Linked DNA regions of Homo sapiens: region 1 is linked to region 2. Evidence: chromatin loops called from intact Hi-C (ENCODE). Cell type or tissue: mammary epithelial cell. All regions are shown on one strand. Each heading gives the region's core, and the rest is flanking DNA. Links, peaks and the distances in the headings are about the cores only.

What was found. A loop is a pair of places that touch in the nucleus more often than their neighbours do. Peaks named below come from ENCODE experiments on the same cell type or tissue, not always from the same donor. Only the 100,000 strongest peaks of a DNase experiment are listed, where the experiment ranks them.
Region 1: a loop joins it to region 2, with 6 times the contacts of the local background. A loop is called at or near these places in 3 of 110 quality-filtered maps.

Annotation. Positions count from the first base shown.
Region 1 is chr12:93,761,521-93,773,479 of GRCh38, reverse strand. The region is part of intron 2 of CRADD (CARD and death domain containing adaptor protein); the gene reads right to left. Among named protein-coding and RNA genes, the nearest start is that of CRADD-AS1, 30 kb to the right of the region's middle. In mammary epithelial cell, for the core only: a CTCF peak has its summit at 6,098; a DNase peak (open chromatin) is centred at 6,089.
Region 2 is chr12:92,981,461-92,993,419 of GRCh38, reverse strand. It overlaps LINC02413 (long intergenic non-protein coding RNA 2413), which reads right to left and starts at 2,675. Exons shown (of 4, transcript XR_945212.3): 1 at 2,610-2,675. RefSeq lists an enhancer at 5,131-5,180. In mammary epithelial cell, for the core only: a CTCF peak has its summit at 5,938 (motif pointing left); a DNase peak (open chromatin) is centred at 5,909.

The DNA.
Region 1 (11,959 bases), core at 3,529-8,528, 780 kb before region 2:
TGTGGTGGGGAGGCTTCACAATCATGGCAGAAGGTGAAAGGCACACCTCACATGGCAGCAGACCAGATGAGAGCTTGTGCAGGGAAACTCCCCCTTATATAATCATCAGATCCCGTGAGACTCATTCGTCACCACCAGAACAGCACAGGAAAGGCCTGCCCCCATGATTCAACTACCTCCCACTGGGTCCCTCCCACAACATGTGGGAATTCAAGATGAGATGTGAGTGGGGACACAGTCAAACCACATCATAACCTAAGTTAAACCACTGAGATTTGGAGTTCTTTGTTACAGCAGAGAGCCTACTCTGACTTACGTAAGACATATTGCATATATACTGTCATGTTTAACCCTCTTAACAACCTGACTGGTAAATATTACTATTTATATTTTACAGATGAGGAAATTGAGTCTCAGTGAAGGGAAGTAACTTGCTCAACATCATACTGCTTCAAAGTGGCACAGGCAACATTTGAACCTATGCATCTCTAACTCCAAAGTTCATCTTCTTTATTTTTTGGGAGATGATTGCTACCAAAGCTCCTCTATACTTCCCTCCTTGCTTCTGGGTACCCTTCCCAGTTGCAAACAGTTCCTGCAGGTGCCGCTCCTACATAAATACACTTGCTACTGAGAAGCAGTGCAGGGCACGATCAGCAGGCCTAGCTAGGAAACCAGAGGCAAAGGAAGGCCAGAACCAGGCTTTGCTGTCCAGTCCAACCCTGGATCTGACTCAATCAGTCTGTGAACAGTAGAAGATAAAAGCTCCTACTAAGCCCATATCTTCAGAAATATCAATAATATGCTCTAGGAAATAATCCAGAGATGACTATACTATTTTAATTTTCCCTTAAAAGAGTCAATCTAACATCATTAAGAGTGATATTTAAATGCTAATTGAAAAAGCACTGTTCCCATATCTCTAGACAAGTATTTGCATGTTAATTAATTCTGGGGATAAGAAGACCGGCTTCCAATATGAGGTGTCAGAAGAGAGAGTTTCTTTGCAGAGGAAGATAAAAGGCTATGGCATAGACATAATTAAATTACCTGACTTCAAGAGTTCTAAAAAGAAATAAGCAATCCTTTGCAATGCAAATTCATATTGCCTCTTTTGTAAAGGGCACATTCTAATGAAAGAACCAAAATATAGATTTCCAACTTCAATACTCTTTTAATGTAGTGCCCTCATCACAGATCAAAATGGCTTTTACCAGAACAGTGGCTAACGAGCTCATAAAGACTGTCAATATGGGAGACAGAAACCTAATGCCCTAGAAGCCAATAAACCACAAACACACTCTGAACAGTCACAAAGGATGTCAACTTGATTTTTTCAAACAACAAACCATTTCTTTTTAAAAGGAGTCATGCAAATTAGTACAAACTCACAAACCACAGACTCAGAATGATGGCCATTAGGCTGAATATTTTATAAATTAGGTTACCTCAAAAGACGATAATTTAAATAAAGCATACATTCAACTTGCCACACTTACACTATATTTGTTGGCATTATAATTTCTATGGTATAACTTTCACTGTTTGCACTATTGCTTTTCATATATGATCTCATCTTAGACCTGGAAGATAAATAAGTATAAGTGCACCCACTATACAGATGAAGATATTAAGACTCAGAGAGAATATATGGTTTAATCAAGATCATGGAGGTAAAGAGCAGTGAGGTCATGTCTAGAACCCAGTTTTCTGGATCTAATTTCTATGTTCTTCCCATGCAATTATATTATCTGTCTTCTACTTCATTTAGTTGCTGATTGTCCCTACTACTAAGTTCATTATTGCTATGATATTCCTAAATGTGCAAAGGACATAAACATTCAGGGAATAATCACATTTCCAACAGGCTTAACAAGGTTTTCTTTTTGTGCTCTTCTGTAAAGTTCCACTCCAGTAACAAACGTATACTGGTTAATTCATTTATCACACAGACATATTTTGTAAATACACGTGACAAGGGGTTATATGTGGTATAGAAAGAGCAATTATTAAGTAATAGGAAAATATAAAAACACTGAGCAAAAGCCATGAAAAGGCTATTCACAAAAGAACTACAAATGGCCAGATGAAAACTAGTTCACTGTCAATAGTAATTAAAAAATTCAAATGGAAAATACAGTGAGTTATTCTCCAGGTTCACAAGAGTGGAACCTATTATAACTCTGGGAGAGAGTTTAAAATGATAGAACTCACTGGGGAATATGAAGGTGCAAGCTGTATGTTCCAGAAATTCCAGTTTCAGGAGTCAATTCCAAGGAGACAGAAAGGCACTAAAATATGTATACTTGTGAATGTTCATAATCACATTATTTACAACAATGAAACAAAACAGAAACAACCTAGGTTTACAACACAAGGAGATTAATTAATAAATTTTTATGTTAACCAAAAAATATTCTATAGCCATTGGAAAGAATTATGTTGAAGATAAATAACTAAAACATAAAACTTTCAATGAATTATAGAAAACACAAATAAATGGAAAGATACTCTATGTACAAAGAGGAAGATTCAATATTGCAAAGACATCAATTCTCTTAGAGATTTGATTGTAAAAGCAATTGATCTATAGATTTAAAACAATCTCATTAAAAATCTCTGCAAATCTGAGTGTGTCTCTGTGTGTATTTGTGGAAATTGACAAGCTGTTCTAAGCTGTTCTAATCTTTTCATTTGGAAATGTGAAGGATCAAGAATAACCAAGAATCTCCAGGAACTGGTGAAAAGAAGAAGATGTAGTCCTCAGTCTACTAAGCTACAGTAATCAAAGTATGTGTTATTAGCTCAAGGGAAATACACCAGTGGAAGAGAATAAGGAGTCCACAGCTGGACCCATTCATATATGGATATTTGATTTATGTTATGGAACAGGCTGTATGGCAGAGCAATGGGGAATGGATGGTCTTTTTGGTAAGTGCTGTTTGAGCAACTGGATATTAATGTAGCATAAAATGAAACTTAACCCTAACTTTTCAACATACACAAAAATTAATTCCATGTGGATTGTAGATCTAAATGTGAAAGGTAAAAGAATAAAGTTGATAAAAGATAACATAGGAGGGGGCCGGGCGCGGTGGCTCACGCTTGTAATCCCAGCACTTTGGGAGGCCGAGGCGGGCGGATCACGAGGTCAGGAGATCGAGACCATCCTGGCTAACACGGTGAAACCCCGTCTCTACTAAAAATACAAAAAAAATTAGCCGGGCGTGATGGCGGGCGCCTGTAGTCCCAGCTACTCGGGAGGCTGAGGCAGGAGAATGGCGTGAACCCGGGAGGCGGAGCTTGCAGTGAGCCGAGATTGCGCCACTGCACTCCCACCTGGGCCACAGAGCGAGACTCCGTCTCAAAAAAAAAAAAAAAAAGATAACATAGGAGGATATCTTCATGACCTTCGGCATAAGTGAAGATTCTTGAACAAGCCTCAAAAAGTACTAACAACAAAGAGAAAGATTGGTAAGTTGGACAACATTAAAATTGGGAAGCTCCATTAACCCTACTAAGAGAGCAATAAAGGCAAGCCACAGAGTGGAAGAAGACATTGCTGACACATATAACCAACAAAGGAACTTACATCTAGAATATATAAGTACAAATAAATGAGAAAATGTCTGACAGTTCTATGGAAAAGTAGGCAAGAGACAAATACTAAACAAATACTTCAACATGCCCACCCAAAAGACATCCAAATGGTCAATAAACATATGAAAATGTGCTCATTAGCCAACAGGAAAATGCAAATTAAAATCACAAGAGACTATAACAAGCCTACCAGTTTGGATAAAACCAGTTAAGACAGACCAAACCAAGTGTTGCCAAAGATAAGGAACAACAGTAACTCACATAAATTGATGATGGGATTGTAGATTTGTGCAACCACTTTCACAGTATTCCCTAAAGCTGAACATACACATATCCTATCACCTGCCAATTCCATTCCTAAGGCATATAAACAAATGAACAACTTTAAAACTGCACACGTATGCCAAAAGACATGTACAAGAATGTTCATAGCAACATTTTTCATAATAGCCCGCAACTGGAAACAACCCCAATGGCCATCAACAATAGAATGGTGGGCCAAGAGTGGTGGCTCATGCCTTTAATCTCAGCATTTTGGGAGGGCGGGGCGAGTGGATCACTTGAGCCCAGAAGTTCGAAACTAGCCTGGGCAACGTGGAGAAACCCCACCTCTACAAAAAATGCAAAAATAATAGCCAGGCATGGTGACGCATACCTGTAGTCCCAGCTACTCAGGCGGCTAACTTGGGGGAGGATCACTTGAACCTGGGAGGTGGGATTGCAGTGAGCTGAGATTGTGCCACTGCACTCCAGCTTTGGCAACAGAGTAAGACCCTGTCTCCAAAAAAAAAAATAAATAAAGTATATAACAAAAACAACAGAATGAGTAAATATTATGGTATCTTCTTTCACATGAAATAATAAACTGCAATGAGAATGAATAAACAAATAATACATGTGAAAAACATGGATGAATCTCACAAACAAATATTGAGTAAAGTAAGTAAAAAAATCAAAAACTACAGACATTTCATTTACGTAAAGTTCCAAAACAAACATTATAATGTTAGATTCAAAGTAGCTATTATCTCTGGTGGGGAGGAGGAGGCCATGGGAGGCTTCTGGGGGTACTGGGAATATTGTTGCTTGACCTAAGTAGAGGGCAGTAAATGGATGTGTTCACTTTGTGATCATAAACTGAGTTGTACACTTAGGATCTGTGTACTTTTCTGCATGTACGTTATATTGCCAGAAAATGTTTTAATCCATATTTATTGGCTTGAAAACATGTTCATGATATATTACATGAAAAAAGCTGCTTAGCAAATTATGTTATTCTTTTTTGAGATATATAGAGTAGAAGCATTCTTATCTAACACATTTAGGATCAGAAGTTAATTGCTTAATTTCAAAAGCTAGTGAAAGTGAGGATTCATAAAAAAAAAAAAACCACCTGCTGCCTAAAACATTTTATTTTAACTTTAACACTGAGGACTTGAGTATTTGCTGGCTAGAATTCCACATAATCTTTCCTGCATAAATCATATCCATAATCCATCTTCTTCTCTATTTTCAGTTTCAATTTCTTTAACATGAAACAAAAATTTAAATACACTTGTGAAGCAATATGAATGTTGAATCCTTTGTGACTTTTAACATTTATTTTCAAATCTTTCAGTTGTTCCACCTACTCTGAATTCTAGAGCAATTGTTTTAGAGATTTGTTTTTATCACATTTTGCTAAAGCATTCAACCTAATTTTAGTGGCAACAACTCTATTTTTATACTCATATTTCATTGGTTTACGTAATATCTAATTAGATTACAGAATTACAGTAAGTTCGATTGGCATAAACAGTACTAAGAAAAAAACAAATGGCTCTTAGTGAGCACACAACTTTGGTTCTAAGAAGGAGAAATTTATTAGCAGAATGCATTAAGCCTTAAGAGTGTTTCCAATGTATATACTTAATTCTTTGCAAAAGAAACAAGGAAAGATATACTCCAAAATGTCAATACTGGTTTATCTTAATTGAAGGAGTTTTTGGTGGTGTTGAATTGAATTTGCTTGTGTGTATTTCTTCAGAAGACTTGTATTGATTGCATTTAAAATACATCTTTTCAGGTCATAAGAAGCTTACAGCATTCTGTGGTATACTGCTGAAGAGTGGTGGTGGTTGGAGGAAGCAGATGGCATGAACCCTGCCTTCCTCTAAGAGGGTGTGAAATGTGATGATTCAGGCTTTTAAATTAAATGCATAAAGATTCAAACCCCAGCTCTGCCATTTACTAGGTGTACATCCTTGGGTGTGTCTCTCCTCTAAAACTTAGGTTTCTCATCTGTAAAATGGGGATAATGCCACCTACTGCAAACAGTTGCTGTGAAAATTAATGTGATAATTTAGGATCCAAAGCCCTAAACACAGGACCTGACACACAATAAACCTCAATGAATGTTAGCTTAAAAAACGACAAGAGTATCTAATAGAGGACACAGAATAAATGTATACATGATATAACCAAATAAATGCAAAGCATCACAGCACAGCCTACTGGCAACTGAGGAAACACAAAGTGAAACAAGGGACCTGAGAGAAACGAGGCCAACCAGGGAAGGCGTTTATCCAATAGAAGAAGTGGCTCCAATTAAGGCTTAAAGGAAGTGAAGAATAGAAATGAACAGTTTAATATTTCAACCAATCTCTGGAAGGAGGAGGATACGAACAAATCATAAATAAATTTGTTAATATCACTTGCACATGGCTGGAGCTTGGAACATGCAGAAAAACATGCAGAAACCAGATCCTTTGTGAATGTGAGATTTATTATTTTAGAAAGCACAGGCAATGGGCTTTTTCCCTAGAACCAGACAGAAAGGACAAGGCCCGAGGGTCTGGTTGGGTACATGTGAGAGGGAGAACATCCTGGAAATGTGTCCACACCCACTTGAGTATCTGTTTCTTGAAACCACGAGTCCTTGGCACACACATTTCTATTCTAAGTTAGGCCAGCTATCTCTTGAGAGTCCCTATAGGAAAGTTTCATTCCTTTAATCAACACATCTTCTTCTACAGTGTTCTGGGCACTGTTCTAGGCACTAGGAATAGAAGGTTGAATAAACAAGCTCAGTGCCCTCAAGGAGCTTACATTCCAAATAGAAAGTCTGACTCTTTATCTTCCAGCAAAGGATGGTTGATGCCATTAATACTAAAACCATCTGTCTTCTGAAATGGGTGCAGTGCTCAAGAAAGAGAAGCAATCGACCAATCACGAGGACCAGTTTCACCTTGAAGTTAATTTTAACCTCTACTGAAGGTCAAATGAAAGCTAGAGAAAAGCATTAGGAGCACTGCCAATTCAGTAAAGGGACTGCAGGGCATAGCCAGAGAAAAATCCCAGTGTGGCCAGAGGAAGCTTGAAAAGTTCAAATCAGATAACACAGCTCAAAGGGCAACTCCAAAAAAGTACACTGTGACAGGTGACAATTGGAAGTCTATTAGCTTTTGTTTCAATCAGAAAAAGCAGTATCTTTAATTACTTTAAGTATTCCATTATTACATTCTCATCACTAAAGGACTGCACATTTTTGGCTAAATAAGGTGTAGTAAAAGACATTGCAATGGGGCAGGGAGGGCCAAAGAAGACACTGCATGGTGGCACAGCCTGTCTGCTAAGCTAAATCCCAGAATCTTAAGATTCACTAAGGAACGCTTGGGGAGAAAGAGTCTCAAAAATAACCAGAGACTTAGTAACTTGACTGGTGTAAGCTGTCAGAGGATGAACGATGACAAGTAGAACAGGCAGGCGTTTTGAGTTTTCCATATTTACCAGCTATATCTCAAAAATAAGATTTCTTGTAGAATGCTTTCCCTTCAAATATGAATAATTTAAAGAGCTAAACAAATGTTCCTCAGAAGGCAATAAACTACCTTTTTAAGGAATGTCAATTTCAATCACTTTCAAAATGCTTCTGTTAGCGGTTCTTAAATTATGCCTCCCAGGATTACTGGTTGGAGTTCCTCAATCTGGATCAAGGTATTCTGCTAAAATCATACATGACAGTCTTTTACTAATTCACAGAAAAAAAAAAACTTAATAAAACATTCTCAGCTTTAGTATTTTTCCCTTAGTTTTTTTCTAAAACCTGTGGCACTAACTAATGCCTTTCCAAAGAATGCTAACAGAAGACATGAGAACAAAGAACAAATAAATTTTACTAGGAAAAAAAAATGAGAAATAGCCTATCGTGCTCAGTCTAGCATCTTGTTACCATCCACAGGTGTGACTGGAGTTGTGCTTTTAATATTGCAAACTCTAACTCAATCCTAGGAGGGCGCACCCAGGAGCCGGTTCATGCCCTCTCACCCTCAATAAAGAGGCTTACCTTCTCCCCACACAGCTGCATTGTGGATACCATTGTAATGCATGGGGAATATTACTGATTATTGGGAAAAATTACAGCTCCAGGAAACAGATGACCTCAGGTACACTTTGTGAATCTGTTTTGGCACCTATAAAATGCTTACTTCACAGAGAGCTGCGTGGATCCCGCACTCTAAAGAGCAGTGTAAACTGCCAAGTGCTATGCAAATGTACACCATCATCATTATTATTATTACTATTAATATGATTTACTAAAACTTCCTTGTAAAAACAAAAAACCAGTAACTCCCCCTTGACCTCTCTCTGAATAACTCTTCCAAAAGCCCTTTACTCTCTGAGCTGCAGGCAACTCGTGATAAAATAATGTTTCTCTGCAGGCATAACAAATGCATCAATCTATTCATTAATAATGTCAAAAATATTGAGTCTTTTTTGCTCTCTGGAATGGACCTAGACTACATGTTACGTTTCTGATGTATAACCATGCTCAAGATTTTAAATTTCCATTCAGCCATATCTCAACCACTTTCCTAATAAGAAAAAAAAAAAATTCAGAGTTTCTGAATTGGAGAAATTTAATTATCTCGAGTTCATTCCTCCATGGGATTTTTTTCCCCAAATAATTCAAAACTGGATAGATGCCTTTCATTTATATAAAGAGGATACAGAGGTATTTATCCTCTTTACCACACTCATAGAAAGTTAAGTCCTATAATTCCTCCTTACAGAAAAATGTATCACAAAAAAAAATTAGGAGAGAAAAAATGAATTTTTATATATTTCTATGAAAGTAATTCCACTCCCTGTAGACAAAAAAAAAAAACCAAAAATATGATTACTAAATACCACAAAGCGTTCCACAATTTGGAAGAAAACTGTCATAAGGATACCACCATCTCTTCCCTAGCAGGAAGGTCAATTTCCAGAGCAATTGAGACTCTTAAACCCTCCCCCACCCATGAAACATGTAAAAGAAAGAAAAACCTAGAAAGAGCATGAAGAAATGTATCTGAAACTTCGAGATGACTTTATTGTATTAAAATCTATCAATAAGAGGACTAAGAAATCATCCTCTGTATACCCTTTGTCAACCAAAAAGCGCCACCAACCAACCAGCTGCACAAACAAGAAATGTTGAAGTTACCCTAAAGTCCTCCTTCTCTCTCATCTCCCACATCAAGCCCTGTTCTCTTGTATCCCTAAACATTTCTAGAATTCTCCCCCTTCCCTCCAGCAACTCTGCCATGGCCACCTCTCACCAGGGTTAGTGCGATAGCCTCCAAACAGGTCTCCCTGCCCCTAGTCTTGTCACTTCCAATTCACTGCTCACAGAGCAGCCAGAGTGATCGTTCTTAAGCAAAAAAAAAAAAAAAAAAGTTGATCATGTCTGATCCCCTGATTAAAATAACTGCCCAGGAAAAACATCCTAAAACCATAATGTGATTTACAAGACCTTTGAAAATGTAAGCCGTGCTAATGGCTCCAGCATCATCTTGGGACCCTGGCTGGCTCTTCACATTCTGTCTGCCCACCAGACTGAATAAAATTCCCTGAACCAGTCATACCCTCTCTTTGTTTCTGGGCTGCAGGAATGATAGAACAACCAAAAGAAATCGGGTTTATTTCTCTCATTTAACAAGAAGGCCACAGGTAGGCGGCAGCAGACACTGATGAACATTTCTGTGGTTTCAGAGCCAGTGGATCATCACCATCCTGACACTATACTGACCCACATGTCATCCCTGAGATGGGGGGACCCTGGAGTCCCCTTCTGCCAGGGGCTTGGGGATTGTGAGCACAGCCTGGGGCCAAACTTACACATATGCACACTAATAAAAATGTTGCCTCTGCAAAAAGCAAGAAGACAATGTCTTCCCAATTTTCCATTTTTTGCATTTAAAAGTAGGTAATACTCTTTATTCAAAAGAAATGTTAGACAAAAAAGAAAAAAAAATGAAGAGGAATTTCTAGACTTGAATCCAAAATGCTAATAAGAATTAAAAGAAGAAAAAGAGGTATATATTTGTTATTCATTAGACTCTCATTATTTCAGATTCGAAAACTCAAAATGAGGGAGGCAGTTTATCCACATGAAAAAAAAAAAGAAGAAAATATTGACTTGACTTGCAGCCCCCTGAAACTGAGCTGTGAATTTGCCCTTCTCCTTTGAGCAGATTTTTTTTTAATAGAGAGGAAGTTAGTTTCCACTCACTTTTTTCTCTTGGGTCACCCCAAGTTCATACCAAGGACTCAGTATGTAAAGCCATAAAAGAAAACAGCAACAATGATACTAGAAATACAGAACCAAGAGCTTTAGATCCAGAGGGGTAGCATAATATGGTAGGAAAAGGTCAGGTCAGAAGTCAGCTCTACCTCCTATTTGCTGTCTGGCCTACAACAGGCTAACTTAGCCTGAGTTCCAGCCTCGTCATCTGTCAAGGGAGGGAAAGGCTCACCTTACAGAGATGTGAGAAAACAGATGTGAAGTTCTAGCATAGTATAGCACTCAACACAATATTATCACCATTCTGTAAGTGCTAGAGGGTTCAGAGTTGCTTACGTTTTAGCCACCAATACTCCAATCAATGAGAAGGCAAATATCTTAGGAAAAGCAAACCTCATTCATGTACTGCTCCCCACTAGTCAATGAGACCAGCACTGTTCTAGCCTCCCCACAGGGAAGTTGACTTGTTTTTGTTTTATTTAGCTTACCTGTTCTTTACTGTTTTAGCACTTGGAAAAGGACAAATTTTACAAATAAAAAAATAAGAAATGCTATATATGTAAAAAAAAAAAGTTTGATACTGTATCTGGAAGGGTTTGTAGGAAAGGAGTCATAGCACTGCTTCTGGAAAGGGAAACTGAGGGACTGGGGGCAGGAATAGAAAGGAGACCTTTGGCATTTTTAACTTGAGCATATGTTAGCAGTCCCAAATAAGTAAATTTTAACTATTAGCACATAACGGTAAATAAAGGTCTCTATATCATTTAAGGTCCAGCTCAACTTCCAACTTGCCTCAGCCAAATATTTGCCAGGCAAGCCCTATTGCCCATGAGGCCTTTACTGACCTCATGGCTTTTCCTGCCTGACCTCTCCTTTCTTTTAATGTCTACTGCCCTCATCTCTATAAGTTAGCTTCCAATTACATCTAATGTAACTGTTTGTTAACTGGTTCAAGAAAGCCAGACATATCTCTCCAATGGACTACAAACCCCTTAAAGACAAGGAAGCAGCCTTCTGAATTCCTTATTGCCCTCAGCCTCATCCCAGAAATGAAGACAATAAATTCTTATTGACAAATCACTTGCCTGATGTAACCCCCAGAGTAGCAGCTGCAATTACTCACAACATCGGCCCGTTTTCTTTATTTAGAAGCTATCATGATGCAGACCAGAAAAGGCAGACTATCACTTTAAACACAAGGCTTTTATTTAGCTTAAAAAAGGTTTCCAGTTATTAGCCTTTGCAAATTTATTTTAAGCTTATTGGGCTCTTCCTTCTGCTGAGTTGAATCTTTGTTTTAGTTTTTTATTGAAGTAGGGTAGTATTTCCTTTAAGGTTGGAAGGAAACAAAGCACAGAAGATGGCAGGAAAGCAAAGCTCATCCTTTGACACCACAATTTTCTGAATCTGCCGTATTCATCCTCCTTTATATTAAAGCATAGGCAGGATTCTTCTGAAAAATCGAAAGAAATCCATCAGGGCTCAAAGCATGCTGAGCAACAGAGAATTAAAGCTGGGAAAATTATTGAGAATTTTCTCTCTATTCCTATTTGTCATGAAATGAAACTAGTGCTCATAATACCAATTTGGTCACACAGTGAATTTTGCTGAAAATAAGGCAGAGAGTCCATATTAGGCAATGTGCAGCCTACTAGTGCTATAATAGAGGTATGAACTTAAAGAGTTGTAGGAAGTGTGAGCTGTGTCTTCTAGGAGCCCAGGATAATGGGAATGAGATGACATCCCAGGTCTGCAGATCCTCCTCCCACCTGTACCACCTTCCTTTCGTCGTCCCTAATTCTATAAATGGCC
Region 2 (11,959 bases), core at 3,036-8,035:
TCATCTCAGTGTTGACTCCTCCTCTCCAATGATAATAGTCATTCTTCCTTTCCTGGCAGGGGAGGGTTGGAGAGGGGACCTGCACCAAGGGAAGTTTATGCTCTGATTTTAGGCAGATAAGGAGAGGGCAGAGACCTCCTTCCAGCGTCTGTTAATTCATAATTGCTTTCAGCTCAAAATAATCGTTTTGCCAAAGTGGCATATTTTGGGGTGGCTAATCTCCTTCAGTAGCAGGTCCAAATTGAGATGTGCTATAAGATTATAATACACACATAATTTTGAAGACTTAGTATGAAGACAAAAGAATATAAAATATCTCATTAATAATTTTTGTATTGGCTGAGTGTGGTGGCTCATACCTATGATCCCAGCACTTTGGAAGGTTGAGGCAGAAGGATCACTTGAGGTCAGGAGTTAGAGACCAGTCTGGGCAACATAGTGAGACCTCATCTCTACATAAAAATTTCTAAATAAAATAATTAAATAAAAAAATAATTAATAAAAAATTAAATTAAAAAGTTAAATAAGGCCAGGCACGGTGGCTCACACCTGTAATCCCAGCACTTTGTGAGGCCAAGGTGGGCGGATCACCTGAGGTTGGGAGTTCGAGACCAGCCTGATCAACATGGAGAAACCCCGTCTCTACTAAAAATACAAAATTAGCCAGGAGTGGTGGCTCATGCCTGTAATCCCAGCTACTCAGGAGGCTGAGGCAGGAGAATTGCTTGAACCCGGGGGGTGGAGGTTGCGGTGAGCTGAGATTGTGCTATTGCACTCCAGCCTAGGCAACAAGAGTGAAATTCCATTTCAAAAAAGAAAAGAAAAGTTGAATTAAAAAATTAGCCAGGATTGTGATGTGTGCCTGTGGTCCCAGCTATTCAGGAGGCTGAGACAGAAGGATCATTTGAGCCCAGGAGGTTGAGGTTACAGTGAGCTCCACTGCACTCCAGCCTGGGTGCCAGAGCAAGATCCCATCTCAAAATAATAATAATAATTTTTATATTGATTATGTATTGAAATTATACTTTTGATAAACTGAGCTAAATATGTATTATTAAATTAATTTTATCTGTTCCCACTTTTTAAAATGTGGTTACTATTACAACATTTAAAATAAAATGTGGCTCATATTATACTGCTGTGAGTCAGTGTTGTCCTGGATAGTAAATAAATGACTCAAGCAAAGAGTGTATTTGGTTTCTAGTAGGGTGGTCTTCATCATCAGGCAGACAGCAGATGTTAGCTAATTTACTAGAGCAATTGCAATTTAAACTCAGAAGTAATTTAAACAATACAGAGACCTCCTGGGATGCTTGGACAAGTGGAGAGTATTTTTGTTCTTGTATTTGTTATTTTAAACTTTCAATGATATATTGGTAGACTGAGGTGAAACTTTTCATATCCACTTCAAAGACAGCCCTCAGTTCTTTAGAATGTAAGATAAGAACAATAAATCTTGAGGTGAAATGATAGAAATAAGATCAATTTAAATAGTAGGGGGATCTGATGAAATGCAGTTAACTTAAGAGCATTCCCTGGTGTCCAACATCCATATAAAAAAGGTCACCATTTATGGAAATGCAAGGTAGTAAATATTACCTCCCAGGCATCAACCTAAGAATTGAGTGAGGGATTGAGATTACTAATAATTAAGACAAAAAGTATTATTTTGCACTAGCCCCCATCTGCTGATTCTCGGAGCTTTTCCGAATCTTTCTTGATGACTTAAGATGGCTGTGGGGATGACTGTGAATGAAACCTGAGGAATTTTTTTGCCCCACATTTTCTCTTGGTTTCTCAATCCTGTAAGGGCTCCCGGTCTTTTCCAGGGTATTTTAGGACCACAGATTGCCACCTATGACCTGCCTGTTCTACACCTGCTTCCTTGACTTTGGTGGAGTTGTCACTCCTCACAGCTGCTGCCTTCAGCAAAACACTCTCACCTTTGGGTGCCAAAAGCAGAGCAGTCCTGAGCTTCTACAGCAGCCTGTCCCCCTCTACTGAAAACTAGCAACTTTCTAGCTTCTTGTTTTATTGGGTTTTTTTTTTTTTATATTTATATTAACTTTATTCCTAACAGCCAGAAACAGGAAACAATACAAATGTCCATCTACTGGCGATAAACTAATAAACACACTGTGGTATATCCAAACAATAAAATACTCTCCACAAAAAGGAACAAACCACTGATAATATAACAGCAAAGGATGAATCTCAAAAGCACATGCCAAGGAAAAGAAGTCGGATGCAAAATACTGTGGTGGAATACTGTGCGGTTCCACTCAGGTGATGCTCTGGAAAAGGGAGAAGTACATGGATAGAAATCAGATCACTGGTCACCAGGAGCTCAGGCTGAGGGGAGGGGACTGACTCCAAAGGGTCACTAGGAGGCTTTCTGGGGTGATGGAAATGTTCTGAATCTTCACTGTAGTGGCTGGTGATTGCATTTCTCAAAATTCATAAACTGAATACCTAAAGAGGTGAATTTTACCATATATAAATTATACCTCCATAGAACTGGGTTAGAAATCTTATTTGCACAAACATTCTGAATTATCAGAATGTTTTTTATCCAAGGTGAATATCACCTGTGGTCAAGATCTTCTCACCAGGATGGTCTTCTTGCAGTCCAAGACCCAGCTACAGTCACTATGTCCGGAGTGGGTTTTTTTTTTTCTTTTTAGATGAAGTCTCACTCTCCACCATATGAGGACACAGCGAGAAGGTAGCCACCTGCAAAACAGGAAGATAGCCTTCACCAGGAACAGAATCTGCTGGCACCTTGATCTTGGACTTCGCAGCTTCGATAAGTCTTCTCCGCCTAATGGTCCATTCCCATTTCCACTGATGGACCTGCAGCACTCGCCCTCCTCCACTCCCAGGAGGAACCTCCCCCACGGCTGCTGCTACAGGACTGCTTGACTTCTTTAGGCTGCTCCATCAGGATTCACATTCCCCAACCCACACAGAACCTAGCCAGGGCCTTCCTAGCTTCTTTCCTTCCCTTCTTTCCTGAGGGGAAAGTCCACCTTGGGTTTAAATGGCTTAAGACTGGGCAATAAGCCTGATCTCACTCTCAACCTTTGTCTACATCATGCTTATGTTTTGACAAAGTGGAATTTTACCTGAAGGTTAAGAAAGCCCATTGCCCTTTTACGTTCTGGAAAATGACTTACTGCAAGGGGCCACCCTTCCCCGTATGACTTAGACAAGTTTCATGAGTGCCCCTTTGTCTACTGATGACAAAACTAGATAGGGATCTTCCAGTCTTCTGTTTTTGACCTCCTAAATGACTAGCTGAACTGCTTGTCACCACTGATCAATCAGAACAAAATGCCTGTTAGCCAAACTTTGGTTAAGCTTCTCTCCTTCCCCCAGGCCCCTGAGCTTTGGCCCTCCATAACCCAAGCCAGCATACAGCCTCTTCTTAGGGACCCCTCCCCACAAATAGGCTGGCCACCAGGTAGAACATTCTCTGATCTACTGTCCCATGAGGTCACTCTTTCATTCCTCCTTGAATTAGCATAGTGATGTCACCTTCCTGAGCCTTTTCTTTTTGAGACAGAGTCTTGCTCTGTTGCCCAGGCAGAAGTGTAGTAGTGTAATCTCAGCTCACTGCAACCTCGGCCTCCTGGACTCAAGCAATCCTCCCACCTCAGCCTCCCAAGTAGCTGAGACTACAGGTGCCTGCCACCATGCTTGGCTGATTTTTTTTGGTACTTTTTGTAGAGACAGGATTTCATCATGTTGCCCAGGCTAGTCTGGAACTCCTGGGTTCAAGCAATCTGCCCACCATGGCCTCCTAAAGTGCTAGGATTACAGGCATGAGCCACCGTGCCCAGCCCTGAGCCTTATTTTCACTTCAATACCAGACATTGCTAAGTGGCAGTTGCTGGGCCAGGGTCAGCCCCAAATTTTCTTTATTCAGTACATACAGTATTGGAAATATTTATTTTAATCAATTACCACCATTGAAAAAAAATCAGGAGACTTTACGTAAATCTTTTGGCTTCTCTTAAGAAACAGGATCCGGAAACATTGTTTCCACCTCCTTGTAAGGTGACAGCACTCATAACTGGCCTGCTTTGCTCATTTTCGTGACCTGCCTGGGTTTTGGCTTTATGTTAACCCTAACCCCTGGCAGAGAGTGCACAGTTCTCTCTCATATAGTTGTTATGAGGTCCAAATAAAATAGTGTATAAAGTAGCTCCCAGTAAGAACTGAATCATTATTACTTCTCCCTTTTTAGTTGCTGAAATTCAGGTTTGTGAGCTTACGTTGACTTTTAAGCATCTAAATAGATTTTCCATTTTACATAGATGAATAATGATTAAAAATAGCAAAAGTAGGATTAGATGAACACCTGGGATGAAGCAAATCCTTAAAGGAAAATAATATGATCTCAGGATCTTGAAAACATGTTTGCAAGATACATTTTTCCTTGAGATTAAAATCTTAGACTTTTGTTATCTCTTCCAAATGAACCATTTAATCAATGAGACAGTTTATTGGACAAATAGATGTTTTCCTTGCACTGTGCCAAAAAACAGATTTGATTGATTTTACAATTAAATTGAGGGAAGTGGCTGATAGTTTTTGCAAACTCATTCCTTGCCCTTTATTGATTTTTGTTTAAAGTTTAGCCATTGAACATTACAATAAAGTAACTAAGCAAGCCACCTTGAACTGACAAAACAAGGGCACTCACTAAGTGAAAACACCACACATAATGATAAGACCTGTCAGAGCACTTATGGATTCTGCATCTGATCACTGGAATATGACGTCTAGAGTACTAGGATTAAGAATCTCAGCCTTGAAGTTAAAAAAAAAAAAAAAAAAAGGACTCTTAACCTTTTCCTGGCACAGTGGCTCATGCCTGTAATTCCAACACTTTGGGAGGCCAAGGCTGGAGGACTGCTTGAGGCCTGGAGTTTAAGACCAGGCTGGGCAACATAGTGAGACCCCTCCCCTTCCCATCTCTACAAAATAATAAATAAATAAATAAATAAATAAATAAATAAATAAATAAATAAATAAAAGAATCCCAGCCTTGAGGTTAGCTTTGGACTATCAAAGCTGCCTCAACTATTGCTCATTTAGAGAGCTCAAAAGCTTTTTTAAGAACTCGCTTATTTGTTTCATTTCCTCTTCTGAAGATTTTTTTTGCAGATCCAGACTTTGAAGAGGCTCCTCCCTCCTGCCAGGCTCACTTGCCCTTGTCCTTGCTGTGACAAATTACATATTTCAAAACTCTCAAGTAGTGCCCCGCTTCTGTCCCAACGCTACCACCACCATGCATATCCCTTGCTGAACTCTGAAACCAAGACTCAGTTTCAGGAAACACAGCTGTCAGAACACTCCTCCAGTTACAGAGTCTACAGGCATCTCACACTAGGTCTCCAGGTCCCCATGTCCCAGCATGAAGTGGGGGTGGAATGTGGCAGAGGCCTGTCACCTCTCCTCCCTCCAGGGCTGGCAACAACTTCCCCCGACCTGGGTCTTCTGTTTCACAACAGATTCAGTCTTTTCAACTTCTGGATGCCTCTCTTGGTAGCTCACACCTGCAATCCAAGCACTCTGAGGGGCAGAGGATCCTTTGAGCCTCCGAGTTCAAAATCAGGCCAGTCAACATAGTGATACCCCTTCTCTATCAAAAATAAGAACTAAAAAAACTTTTTAAATGGATGCTTCTCTTAGCTTAGCTTCTCTTTGCATTTGAAAAATGATGCCAATTCTTTTCCTCAGGGGACGTCTTTGAATGCCTCTGGCACTTTCACAGATTCCTCCTTTTTTTTTTTTTATGAAGCAAAATGTGGCAATTTAGACGTTTCATTAGTTGTTACTAAGCTGTGTCTCTGCTTGTTTTGTAAACTCTTTCCCAGACCCAGTGGAAAAGCGCATGCACTTCTTTTACTTTTTTGAAGAGAACTAGCACCCTCTGTAGGCCAATCTTGTTTATTAATAGTTTCTAGTGCCAGTGCCTAAGGCAAAAAAATTGCATTTGTCAAACCTATCTATGAAAATCCCTTAAATTATCAGGAAGCATAAAAACCAAGAATTAGTTTCTTTTGTTTCTGTTTTGGTCAGTGTCTCCCTTTTTTGGAGTAGTGGATTTCAACAGGGGAGGGAAGCTTAAATAAAAAGAGAGTCTTTTTCTCTACCTCTCTTTTTGTCTTTTCTGCCACGTGCTTATGTGGAGAAGCTTGTATTCTTCAATTTCCATATAATATATTCATTCACTCAGAAATGTTTATTGAGTCAACTACCTACCAAGCACAATACAGATTCTGATACAGAGAGATCCCTGCTCTCATGGAGCTTACATTCTAATAAGGAAAGAAGATTACCAGCTAGATTTCAAGAAATGCTTCTTCGGAGAATAATAGATACTCTGAGCATAATAAAATGAGAATGGTGTAGAGAGTGATAGGGCAGTGGGGTAAGCTGTATTAAATAGAATAGTCATGGTGGGCCTCCAGAAGGAGGTGATTTTTGGCAGAGATTTGAATGGAGAGGAGCCGGATTCATAAATTCTGTGCTGGGGTGTGACCACAGCAGTCTGGCTTGCCAAATCTACTCCTAATCTCTACATTTACTGCCTCCCACATGTTGTATTTTGGCTACACCTCATTAGTCCCCAAAAAGTAGATTACGAGGTGGGAGGATCACTTAAGGCCAGGAATTTGAGACTAGCCTGGGCAATATAGTGAGACTCCATCTCTAATTTATGAAAGAGAGAGAGAGAGAGAAAGCAAAAAAAAAAAAAAAAAAAAAAAAGGCTGGACATGGTGGCTTCACCTGTGATCCCAACATTTTAGCAGGGGCAAGGCAGGAGGATTGCTTAAGACCAGGAGTTAAAGAACAGCCTAGGCAACATAGTCATACTCTGTCTCTATTATTTATTTATTTATTTTTTGAGATAGAGTCTCGCTCTGTCACCCAGGCTAGAGTGCAATGGTGTGATCTCGGCTCACTGCAACCTCTGCTTCCCGAGTTCAAGCGGTTCTCCTGCCTCAGCCTCCTGAGTAGCTGGGACTACAGGCATGTGCCACCATGCCCAGCTAATTTTTGTATTTTCAGTAGAGACAGGGTTTTGTCATGTCGTCCAGGCTGGTCTTGAACTTCTGACCTCGTCATCTGCCTGCCTCAGCCTCCCAAAGTGCTGGGATTACAGGCATGAGCCACCGCACCTAGCCTCTGTCTCTATTTTATTTAAAAAAAAAAAAAAGAGAGAGAGAGAGATACTAGGTACAATGACTCATGCCTATAATCCTAGCACTTTGGGAAACCAAGGCAAGAGGATCACTTGAGCTCAGAAGTTCAAGCTCAGCCTGGACAACCTAGTGAGACCCCATCTCTATTTTTTTTCAAACTAAAATAAAGAAAATTTTAAAAAAGAAGAAAGAAATTTGTTGTAAGCAAATATTGACAATATTTATTAGAACGTGCTCTGTCTCCCATATACACCAATAAGCCCATAGAGAAATCCAGTCCTGAAACATAAATGGAATATTGCTTTCTGAGAGATACATCAGATGTTTTTTTGTTGTTGTTGTTATTTTTGGTTTTTGGTTTTTGTTTTTTTTTTTTTTTTGAGATGGAGTCTTGCTCTGTCGCCCAGGTTGGAGTGCAATGGTGCCATCTTGGATCACTGCAACCTTTGCCTCTCGAGTTCAAGCAATTCTCCTGCCTCAGCCTCCCGAGTAGCTGGGATTACAGGCATCCACAACCATGCCTGGCTACTTTTTGTATTTCTAGTAGAGACAGGGTTTCACCATGTTGGCCAGGCTGGTCTTGAACTCCTGACCTCAAGAGATCTGCCTGCGTTGGCCTAACAAAGTGCTAGGATTACAGGCATGAGCCACCGTGCCCGGCTGTTTTGTGTTTTTAAACTTTTAAGTTCAGAGCTACATGCGCAGATTTATTATATAGGTAAATACATGTCACGGGGTTTTGTTGTATATATGATTTCGTCACTCGGGTGATAAGCATAGTACCTGATGGTTAGTTTTTCTATCTTCACCCTCCTCCCACCCTGCACCCTCAAGTAGACTCCAGTGCCTATTGTTTTCTTCTTTGTGTCCATGTGTACTCAGTGTTTAGCTCCCACTTGTAAGTGAGAACATGTGGTATTTGGTTTTCTGTTCCTACATTAGCTCATTTAGGATAACGACCTACAGCTTCTACAAAGAACATGCTCTCATTATTTTTTATGGCTGCAAAGTATTTCATGCTGTATATGTACCACCTCTTTATCTAGTCTACCATTGATGGGCATTTAGGTTGATTCCATGTCTTTGCTATTGTGAATAGTGCTGCAATGAACATATGCATGTGTGTGTCTTTATGATAGAATGATTTATTTTCTTTGGGTATATACCCAATAATGCAATTGTTAAGTTGAAGGGTAGTTCTGTTTTAAATTATTTGAGAAATCACCAAACAGGTTTCCACAGTGGCTGAACTAATTTATAGTCCTAACAGCACTGTGTAAGCATTCCCTTTTCTCCACAGCCTCACCAGCATGTTATTATTATTATTATTATTATTTTTGAGACGGAGTCTTGCTGTGTCGCCCAGGCTGGAGTGCAGTGGCATGATCTCCGCTCACTGCAACGTCTGCCTCCCAGATTCAAGCAATTCTCCTACTTCAGCCTCCTGAGTAGCTGGGACTACAGGTGTGCTCTACCACGTCCAGCTAATTTTTGTATTTTTAGTAGAGACAGGGTTTCACCATGTTGGCCAGGCTTGTCTCAAACTCTTAACCTCAGGTGATCCACCTGCCTTGGCCTCCCAAAGTGCTAGGATTACAGGCATGAGCCTCTGCACCCAGCTGTTTTTTGTTTTGTTTTTGTTTTTTTGTTTTTTTTTGTTTTTTTGTTTTTTTGTTTTTTTTTTTTGAGACAGGGGCTCACTCTCACCCAGGCTGGAGTGCAGTGGTGCAATCTCAGCTCACTGCAGCCTTCACCTCTGAGGCTCAAGTGATACTCCCACCTTGGCCTCCCACCTTACGTGCCTGTAGCTGGGGCTACAGGCAGGCATGACCATGCCTGGCTAATTTTTAAATATTTTTTGTAGAGACGGGGTTTTGCCCTGTTGCCCAGGCTGGTCTTGAACTCCTGAGCTCAAGCGATCTGCCCTCCTCAACCTCCCAAAGTGCTAAGATTACAGACTTGAGCCACCACACCCAGCCTATTTTTTGACTATTTTAATACCCGTTCTGACTGGTGTGAGACAGTATCTCATTTTTATTTTGATTTGCATTTATGTAATGATTCGTGATGTTGAGCATCTTTTCATATGTTTGTTGGATATCTTCTTTTGAAAAGTGTCTGTTCATGTCCTTTGCCCACTTTTTAATGGGATTGTTGATTTTTTTGCTTAATATGTGTATAGTGTTTCCTATAGATTCGCATATTAGACCTTTGTCACAGGCATCGTTTGCAAATATTTTCTCCCATTCTGTAGGTTTTCTGTTTACTCCATTGTTTGTTTGTTTTGCTGTGCAGAAGCTCTCTAACTTATTAGGTCCTGTTTGTCAGTTTTTCGTTTTGTTGCAAATGTTTTTGATGTCTTCATCATGAAAACTTTACCAGGACCTATGTCTAGAATGGTATTTCCTAGGTTTTCTTCTAGGGCTTTTATAGCTTTAGGTTTTACATTTAAGTCTTTAATACATCTTGAGTTGATTTTTGTATATGGTGAAAAAAAGGGGTCCAGTTTCAATCTTCTGCATATGGCTAGCCAGTTATCCTAGCACCACTTATTGAATAAGGAGACTTTTCTTCATTGCTTGTTTTTGTAGACTTTGTTGCAGATCAGATGGTTGAAGGGATATGGCTATATTTCTAGGTTCTCTAATTTGTTCCATTGGTCTATGTGTCTGGTTTTGTACCATTACCATGCTATTTTGATTATTGTAGCCTTGTAGTATAGTTTGAAGTCGAGTAATGTGATTCCTCCAGCTTTGTTTTTTTTTTGTTTTTTTTTTTGCTTACGATTGCTTTGGCTATTCAGCTTCTTCTTTGGTTGCATATGGCTTTTAGAATGTTTTTTTTCTAATTCTGTGAAAAATAACAATGAATATATAAACATTTATATATTGAATAGCATTTAATCTATAAATTGCTTTGGGCAATATGGCCATTTTAAGAACATTGAATCTTCTTATCCATGAGCATGGAATGTTTTTCCATTTGTTTATGTCATCTCCGATTTCTTTCACAGTGTTTTGTAATTCTTGTTGTAGAGATTCTTCACCTTCCTAGTTAGCTATGGTATTCCTGGGTATTGGTTATACGTGTGTCTCTGTGTGTGTGTGTGTGTCTGTGTGTCTGTGTCTATTGTGAATGGGATTATGTTTTTGATTTGGATCTCAGCTTGGATGTTATTGTTGCATAGAAATACTAATGATTTTTGTACATTGATTCTGTATCCTGAAACTTTATTGAAGTTGTTTATCAGTTCTGGTAGCCTTTGGGCAGAGGCTATGGGGTTTTCTAGATAAAGAATCACATTGCCTATGAAGAGAGATAGTTTGACTTCCTCCCTACCTATTTGGATGCCTTTTATTTCATAATAGTTCTGACTATTGTGAACACCTCTATGAACAAAAACTGAGGGGTTTTTCTATTTCTTTGGATTAGGTGGTAGTGTCCCCTTTGACATTTCTGCTCGTATTTATATGAATCTCTCTTTTTTCTTTATTAGTCTAGGTATTATTCAGGGTTCTCTAGAGAGACAGCACTAATAGGATAGATGTATGTATTAAAGGGCATTTAATTAAGGAGTATTGACTTACATCATCACAAGGTGAAGTCCCACAATAGGCTGTCTGCAAGCTGAGGAGCAATTGAAGCCAGTCTGAGTCCCAAAACCTCAAAAGTAGGGAAGCTGACAGTGCTGCCCTCACTCTGTGGCTGAAGGCCCGAGAGTCTCTGGCAAACCACTGGTGTAGGTCCAAGAGTCCAAAAGCTGAAGAACTTGGAGTCTGATGTTTGAGGACAGGAAGCATCCAGCACAGGAAAAAGATGGAGGCCAGAAGATTTAGCCAGTCTAGTCTTTCCATGTTCTTCCGCCTGCTTTTATTCTGGTTGAGCTGGAAGCTGATTAGATAGTACCCACCCGGATTGAGGGTAGGTCTGCCTTTCCCAGTCCACTGACTCAAATGTTAAACTCCTTTGGCAACACTCTCACAGACACACCCAGGAACAATACTTTGCATCTTTTAATCCAAGCAAGTTGACACTCAATATTAACCATCACAGTCTAGCTAGTGGTCTATCAATATTATTTATTCTTTCAAAGAGTTAACTTCTGGTTTTGTTGATCTTCTTTATGGTTTTTCATGTCTCAATTTCACTCAGTTCAGCTCTATTTTGGTTATTTATTTTCTACTGCTAGCTTTAAGGTTGGTTTGCTCTTTTTTTTTTTTCTCCTGGGTGTGATATTAGGTTGTTAATTTGACATCTTTCTAACTTTTTGATGTGGGTGTTTAGTGCCATAAACTTTCCTCTTGTCACTGCTTTAGCTGTGTCCCAGAGATATGTTATATCTAAAGATATGCTATATCTTTGTTTTCATTAGTTTCAAATAATTTCCTGATTTCTGCCTTAAATTCATTGTTAACGCAAAAAGTCATCCAGGAGCAGATTGTTTAATTTCCATATAATTATATGGTTTTGAACAATCTCCTTAGTATTGATTTCTATTTTTATCATCCTGTGGTCCAAGAGTGTAGTTGGTATGATTCTCGTTTCTTTGAATTTGCTGAGAATTGTTTATGACCAATTGTGTGGTCAATTTTAAGGTAGTGCCATATGCAGATGAGAAGAATGTATATTCTGTTGTTTTGGGTGAAGAGTTCTGTAGATGTCTGTTAGGTCCATTTGGTCAAGTGTTGAGCTTAGCTCACAAATATCTTTGTTATTATTCTGCCTCGATTGATCTGTCTAAC